2 separate regions of the Homo sapiens genome follow, and region 1 is linked to region 2. The links are chromatin contacts, found by Hi-C in ENCODE. All regions are on one chromosome and are shown on one strand. The core of a region is the stretch at or near the end of the contact, and the rest is flanking DNA. Distances in the headings are between cores, read along the strand shown. Region 1 holds the start of TIPRL (TOR signaling pathway regulator). Region 2 holds the start of METTL13 (methyltransferase 13, eEF1A N-terminus and K55).

Region 1 (3,765 bases), core at 985-3,484, 3.6 Mb after region 2:
AAAGAAAAGAAAATTAAAAATAAATAAATAAATAAAAATACAAAAATTAGCCAGGCGTGGTGGCACGCGCCTGTAGTCTCAGCTACCAGGGAGTCTAAGGCAGGAGAATCACTTGAACCTGGAAGGCGGAGGCTGCAGTGAGCTGAGACTGTGCCACTGCACTCCAGCCTGGGCGACAGAGTGAGTCTCTGTCTCAAAAAAACAAAATAAAAAATAAATAAAAGTTATACAAGGCTGGGCGCAGTGGCTCATGCCTGTAATCCCGGCACTTTGGGGGGCCAAGGCGGACAGATCACCTGAGGTCAGGAGTTCGAGACCAGCCTGAGCAAAATGCAGAAACTCCGTCTCTACTAAAAATACAAAAAAAAAAAAAAAGTTATAAAAAAAAAAGAAAAGAAAGATATAGAGAGGAAAAACTCAAAAAAGTAATTCAATTTCTGGTGGGATGAAGGGAAATTTTTTTCCTTTCTTTTCTGTATTTTCCTAATTTTTTTCAGTGAGTCTACTAGAATATTACCACTTATTTTCTTGAATTAGGAAGCAAACATCGTTTCATTACTTTCCTCTCTTCCCTGGTCACTCCCTCTGCTCAAATCTTAAAATGCAAGTACTCACTTAGGGTTCTATTTTATGACCTTTTCCTCTGGATGACTTCTAGATACCTTAATTCATTCCCAAAGCTCCAGGTACCAAATATAAGCAGATAATTCCCAAACTTAAACCCACAGACGTTATCTTTTTTGAGCTCCAAGATAAATATATCTAAATGCCTACTACACATCTTCACTTTATGACCTATACCCACCTCACATTTCAATAAACTAAACTCATCCTCTAACCAACACCCTGCCCCCATCTGCTTCTCCTCCTCCTGTGCTTCTCATCTTGTTCAAAGGCATACGATACATGCAAAAATCCAAGCCAGAGATCTTGTCATCAGCATAGACTCTTCCTTTTTTATTTCTCCTCCCATCAGCTGGCCATCCCAGGGACTTAATCTTCTAAAACCTATCTTTTCTCTTACTAACTGGTCTCCTTCCCATCCCTGCGGACCTGCAATCCAGCCTCAACATGGCCTCCAGAGAAATCTTTCAGAGCGTACATCTGATAATGCAGCTCCTTTGGATAAAATTACACCCAGTGGTTGTCAGATAAAATTGAAAACTCCTTAGCCAGGCATAAAAATTCCCTCAGTATCTTGATTCCCCTGGGGCCTACCTCTCATCTCTCACAACACCCCCTATGGTACCTCACGCTCCAATCACACGGACACAGCTCTTTAAACACATCACAGCTTTCACTCTCCCTGAGCCCCCAGCTTTACATGCGTCCCCTGATTCCCCTAAATTTTGTCAAGATTCAGCCCAGGCATCAAAAACGCATCACAACTCACTCTGCCTGACCTGATGGCATGTACCTATCCACCGCCCCCCGCAACGGTTTTATAAAGATTCAGTTCAGGCATCCCAATTTCCCAGATGGTTCGAGCCCCTAAAAGACCTCACATCACTCCGTGTATACATCTTCATTACATTTATTCACGCTGTAATATAATTGTCTGTCTCTCTCACGAGACTGTGAATTGAGGCGCACGTTGTCTTTTACATTTCCTATCTCAAGCGCCGGGCACAGCACCTGACGTGACAGAAACCAAACTTATAAATCATCCCCGTCATTAACCCCTAAGAAAACAGGCAACAGCCACCCAGAAAGAAAGGTGGTGCAGGCTGAGGCAGGAGGAGACGTTTGGTGAGGGGAAAGTCCACCAGAACAGTCACACTCTACTCAAACCCAGGCGGATTGACAGTTGACGAAAGCAGCGCCTGGCGATCCCCAACCAAAGGGCCCGGAAGTGTGACTGGATTATTTATCGAAGTTGTCAATCAAAGGTCCGGTCCGGAGGGACCGAACCTCCGCCTCAGGGAAAAGGGGAGGGGCTGCACAGAGTTCGCCCTGCCTCCCGCCCTGGGCCAGCAACCGGCCAGCGCCCAGACCCCGTGCCCCGAAGCCTCACTTCTCCACATCCGCCGACTTCATGATGTGGGTCTTGGACGCCGTCAGCTTCCAGGGCCCGAAGCAGAAATCCCGGTGGCTGCTCTGGAAGCCGTGGATCATCATGGCTGAGGCAGGACCCGCAGAGGCCACAAGGAATAAGCTGAAGCAGCGGCGGCGGCGAACACCGGTTCCTCCGCCTCCCTCCGGCCCAGCCTCCTAGGCTTCCGAGCCGTTACCATGCCCGGCCCCGCCCCCTGCCGGCCGACCCGGACGCGGGCTCTGCTTCCCGTCTTCTTCTCCGCCTCTTTGCTTTTTGCTTCCGGGACTAGTTGCTCTTGTTGCGTGACCCACGTCTTACGTTCCGGCGTTCCGGAAAAAAGGAAAAAGGAGAAAGTCAGAGGGGCGGCACTTGGGTTGCAGAAGGTGTGGTTAGGAACGCACCGCCCTCTTGAACTCGTTGGGTGACGTCATCTCGAAGGATTTTAGGGACTGCCAGGGAAGGGGATGACGGTTCCAACTTGATCCTTACAGACCTCAAAGCAGTGTGATTACCTCATGTGTTAGTGAATCGTGTTACAGAGGAAATTTTTCTGTTTTGAGGTCAAAAAAAGAAGTAATCCCACAGAGTTTAGGAAATCCAGCACCAACAAGATTTAGAAGTGGCCATCTAGCCACTCTTGACTATGACCAACTCCTATCAAAAATTGCATCCTCGTAGATATGCGAAGACTTTCCATGGTCTAGTTGCTATGTAGGCACCCAGTATAGTGAAAACAACACAGCTGACTTAGTGCTAAATCTCCATTTGCAACACTATTGTGTGAATCCTTGGGCAAAGCGCTTCTCTAACGATTTTAGGCTTCAGTTGCCTCAAAATGAGATGATTTTGTTAATGGAAAAAAAACAAATTCTGTAAAAGGTTTTAAAGAGATTTATTCTGAACCAATATGAGTGACCATGGCCCAGGGAATAGTCCCAAGAGGTCCTAACAAAGAGCATCTGAAGCGGTGGCATTACTCTTTGTTTTATACATTTTAGGGAGTTGGGAATTGCAGGTAAAATAAGTCAATATATGGAAGATATACATTGGTTCAGGCTAAGGAAGTGGGATGTCTTGAAGGAGAGGCTTACAGATCATAGGTGGATTCAAAGATTTTCTGATCGGCAATCTGTTGAAAGATTTAAGCTTTAGTCAGGCGAGGTGGCTCCTGCCTATAATCCCAGCATCTTGGGAGGCCTAGGTGAGAGGATTGCTTGAGTCCAGGAATTTGAGACCAGCGTGGGCACCAGAGTAAGCCCTCATCTCTACAAACCGTGTTAATTAGCTGTGTATGATGGTATCTGCCTGTAGTCCCAGGCCACTTGAGAGGCTGTGGTGGGAGGATCTCTTGAGCCTCAGAGGCTGCATTGAGCCATGATCATGCCACAGCACTCATGCCTGGGTGAGCGAGACCCTGTCTCAAAAACAAATAAAAACACAGGCCAGGTGCAGTGGCTCAAGACTGTAATCCCAGCACTTTGGGAGGCCAAGGTGGGTGGACCACCTGAGGTCGGGAGTTCAAGACCAGCCTGGCCAATATTGTGAAAACCTGTGTCTACTAAAAATACAAAACTTAGCCAAGCACGGTGGTGGATGCCTGTAACCCCAGCTACTAGGGAGGCTGAGGTGGGAGAATCACTTGAACCTGAGAGGCAGAGGTTGCAGTGAGCCGAGATCGTGCCACTGCACTCCAGCCTGGGTGACAGAGTAAGACCTTGTCTCAAAAACAA
Region 2 (3,842 bases), core at 733-3,232:
TTTCAGAAGGTGGAGACGCTACTGCCAGAGAAAGAGCGACATTGTAGAGTTGATGCTAGACTCTATCTTGAAACACCACATATACTTGCTAGTGAAAACCACATTCAGCTACAATACAGGTTATATGAGAATGGGCTTTGTGTTGCAGAAACAAATTAATCATAACTGTTCTTTTCTCTAAATCATGCACTTATTACTCAGGAATTAATAGGAAGTCAGAGAATCCAAATATAGAGTTACAGTTGAAATCCTAGGCCAGGAATAACCCTATTTCCTCACTCTACTCATGCCTTTGGCTCCTTTAGACAATAAAGTACACTTTGTGAGGATTCAAATCTTACTTCCATCACGGATTCCATCTCATGATATTTGGCTATCTTCTGAAGCCGAACTTAAAATTCAGATTGTTGTCTCCCTCTCCAGGGAGCAATCTCCCATTCAAACTTAGAAATTCTGATATTGCCATCTTTGGAAAAGCATGGTACAAAGAGATGTGCATATGCTCTGGAGCCAGACAGGCCTGAGTTTAAATCCCCACATGACCACCTGGACATGATCTTGGGCAAAAAAAAAAAAAAAAGTGGCTCTCGGGGCCTCAGTTTCCTCATCTGTAAAATGTATGCATGGCCACTCACCTGAATTTATGATGAGAATTCAAAGATTGCACATGCACATACACAGCACCCAACATAAGGCTTGGCACATAAAGCTTCCCCACAAATGTTAAGTTTTCTACCTTCCTCCTTCCCTACCTCCAGTACAATCTCACCTATACCAAACCCATTGTTGTACTTATCACGTTTCACTTCTGGAACATGTGCAGGGTTTACGTCTTAATGCTCTTATAGTTTAAGGACTGAGCAGTGCCTGAAACTTGGGGCGCACTCAACGACTATTTGAAAAACAAATTCATACACAAAGTCACACCTGCTGCAGGTTGCACAGGAATGCACAGTGACAGAAGAACATACTTTCAAGATGGGAAGTCACTCTTCAAGTAGGGTTATTAATCCAAGAATGAGCTGGGGTGGGAGGTCTATTATCTGAAAACCTTTAAAGAAATGTTTTTTTTTTTAGACAGGGTCTCACTCTGTCACCCAGGCTGGAGTGCAGTGGCGTGATCATGGCTCACTGCAGCCTCGACCTCCTGGGCTCAAGCGATCCTCCCGCCTAAGCCTCCCGAGTAGCTGGAAATACAGATGCGCGCCACCACGCCCGGCTAATTTTTTCATTTTTTGTAGAGACGAGGTCTCATGTTCCCCAGGCTGGTCTTTAACTCCAGGGCTCAAGCGATCCTCCCACCTCGGTCTCCCAAAGTGTTCGGATTACAGGTGTGAGCCACTGCGCCCGGCCTGAAAGAATATTCTAGTTTGTCTTTTAGCAGGAACAATGCAGGAAATGCTGAAATATGCGTCCAACTAGGGTCCTCCCGCCTGTCACTGTCCACCAAGTGCAAGATTCCTGTTACCAGTTCCCACCTTCCGGAGCACGTACGAAGGGCTACCAACCCGCGCTCCTCACCTTTTCCCTGGGCTTGATATATTTATGTAGCACCCCGCACAGTTCCAGGTAGGTTCCATACCACTCGAAAGCTTTCTTTCCTCGCTGCTGGAAGAACTTCTCCCAATAGTCAACGGAGCCAAACTCCCTGGAACTTTTAGGTAAGAGGTTCATGTTCCTACTGCCGAAGCTGCGTTTTCAAGACTCCCCTATTCCCTGTGAGATACCATTTGAGGAGCTTGCCCACCACACGCAGGCTCCGGGACACTGCAGTGGGAATTCTTTCCACGGAAAAACAGCCACATTGATTTGTTCCCCCACTCCAAACCCCAGGAATGACCCTTACACGACAAACGCACGCATGGACCACTGAATCTCACACACGCTTGCCCCCTCCTCCGCGCCTGCTGTTCCTTCCCCACGTGAAGAGCCCCTCACACTTTTCCCGAACTAGATTTCCGAGCCCATAACCATATCCGGGTGCGAAGCCTCGTGATTCGTCGGCCGGCCCAGCCCAACTCAGCTAGTCATTGGTCGCTGCTTTGCGTTTCTATCACCTCATTGGCTGCGACGTGCTTGCCTTTCTCCGGAGGCTCCGTCGCAGACACCTAAACGCTTTTTTGACCTGAGGCCGGCCGACCATTCACGGAACGGGGCGGGACCGCGGGCCGGAGTTGTGGCGGAAGAGGCCGGGCCTCTGTGAGAACTAGGTCACGTCCGGGTGAGGAGTGAGCGCGGCTGTGCTGTGGTTGGGCCCTCCCTCCAGGCGGGGCGGAGAGCGCGCTTGCTTCCTGGGCTCGGCCTCCGCTTTGTCTTGGAGCCGGCTTAATCACTGACTCCGATCGTGCGCCGCACAAGGGCGGAGCGCGGCAGGCGGGAGCGTACTGGTAGAGGAGGACGAAAAGAAAAACCTATACAGATAGGAGAGAAGTGAGGCAGGAAATGAGTAAAGCCAGTCCGTCGTAAAAACGCTGCACATTCTAACCTTGTCAGCTTCTGCGCACCAGCACCCCCCGCCTTATTTTGCCACCTCTGCACCAAAATATAGGATTCTGCTATCAAAAGTGTAATAACATGAAAACTCCCTCTTCCTTCTCTCCGCAAAGCACAGCATGCAAAACTAGCCTTTCATTTTGATAATTGGCCTCCTTGTGTTATTCTGACGTTATTTATAACTGCTTATTTTATGTGTTTGATAAACATACTGTACTTTCACATGCTCATGCTAATACCCTGAGGAAGCTTCTGTGAAGGGCACTTTTTTTTCAGACAGGGTCTGTCTCTGTCGCCCAGACTGGAGTGCAGTGGTGCAGTCATGGCTCACTGCAGTCTCCACTTTCCAGGGGTCAGGGGATCCTCCCACCTCAGCCTCCCAAGTAGCACGCCACTACCGCTGGCTAATTTTTTTTTTTTTTTTGTAGAAATGGGGTTTCGCCATGTTGTCCGGGCTGTTCTCAAACTCCTGAGCTCAAATGATCATCTCGCCTCACCCTACCAAAGTGCTGGGATGACTGGTGTGAGCCACTATGCTGGCAGGCACTATTTGAAAATGACCAAATATGTGTATCACTGGGCCTTTCATACCATGATAAATTGCAGGAGGAATATACTGATTGCGGAGAGCAGATAGGCTTGGAATTGAGCATGTGTGCTGTGGGCTGTTACATACTACACTACCACAGGTAGATAGCCAGGTAGACTGTTAATAGTTAAGTAGGTTAGATTGGACTTAAACATTGGTTTAAAAAAGTGATTCTCAAACTGGCATGCGTCAGAATCACCTGGAGGACTTGTTAAAACACAGAATTCCCCAGTCCAACCCCTGTTCTAAGTCATTAGTTCAGTGGTGAGGCCCAAGGATTTGTGTTTCTAACAAGTTCCCACGATGCTGATGATGTTGGTCCCGGAACCACACTTTTTTGAGAACCACTGTTTTAAAATACAATTAAGTCAAAATGGATATGGTTCAAAATTCGCAATTTTCAATGATAAATCTAAAAGCTTTCTACAAGTAACATAAGAGAAAATCTGTTTTCATGATCCCTTTGCTGAGTTCACATTGTTCCTCTCTACCCAAGATAAAGAGAAGGAGTCCTTGAAGTAGTAACTTCAGCTACTACACCATGCAAGGTTCTGAATGGGTGAAATGTGAGTTCTTTAGGAAGCACTTATTGAGAGCGGAGGACATCACTTGTACTGAATGTGCTACACGATACCAAAGAAGCAAAACAGCATAGCAGCCAGGCGCGGTGGCTCACGCCTGTAATCCTACCACTTTGGTAGGCCGAGGCGGGCGGATCACTTGAGATCAGGAGTTTGAGATCAGCCTGGCCAACATGGTG

The links. A loop is a pair of places that touch in the nucleus more often than their neighbours do. Pooled maps may share reads with other maps.
Region 1: a pooled map shows a loop between it and region 2 (15-fold over the local background). The contact joins the promoter of TIPRL here to the promoter of METTL13 in region 2. A Hi-C loop is called at or near these places in 10 of 50 pooled maps.

What each region holds. Positions count from the first base shown.
Region 1 is chr1:168,177,431-168,181,195 of GRCh38, reverse strand. It overlaps TIPRL (TOR signaling pathway regulator), which reads right to left and starts at 2,234. Exons shown (of 7, transcript NM_152902.5): 1 at 2,015-2,234. The coding sequence starts at 2,118. RefSeq lists enhancers at 2,003-2,122, 2,110-2,611.
Region 2 is chr1:171,779,800-171,783,641 of GRCh38, reverse strand. METTL13 (methyltransferase 13, eEF1A N-terminus and K55) reads right to left here and starts at 1,982. Exons shown (of 8, transcript NM_015935.5): 1 at 1,522-1,982. The coding sequence starts at 1,674. RefSeq lists enhancers at 1,636-2,169, 1,999-2,293.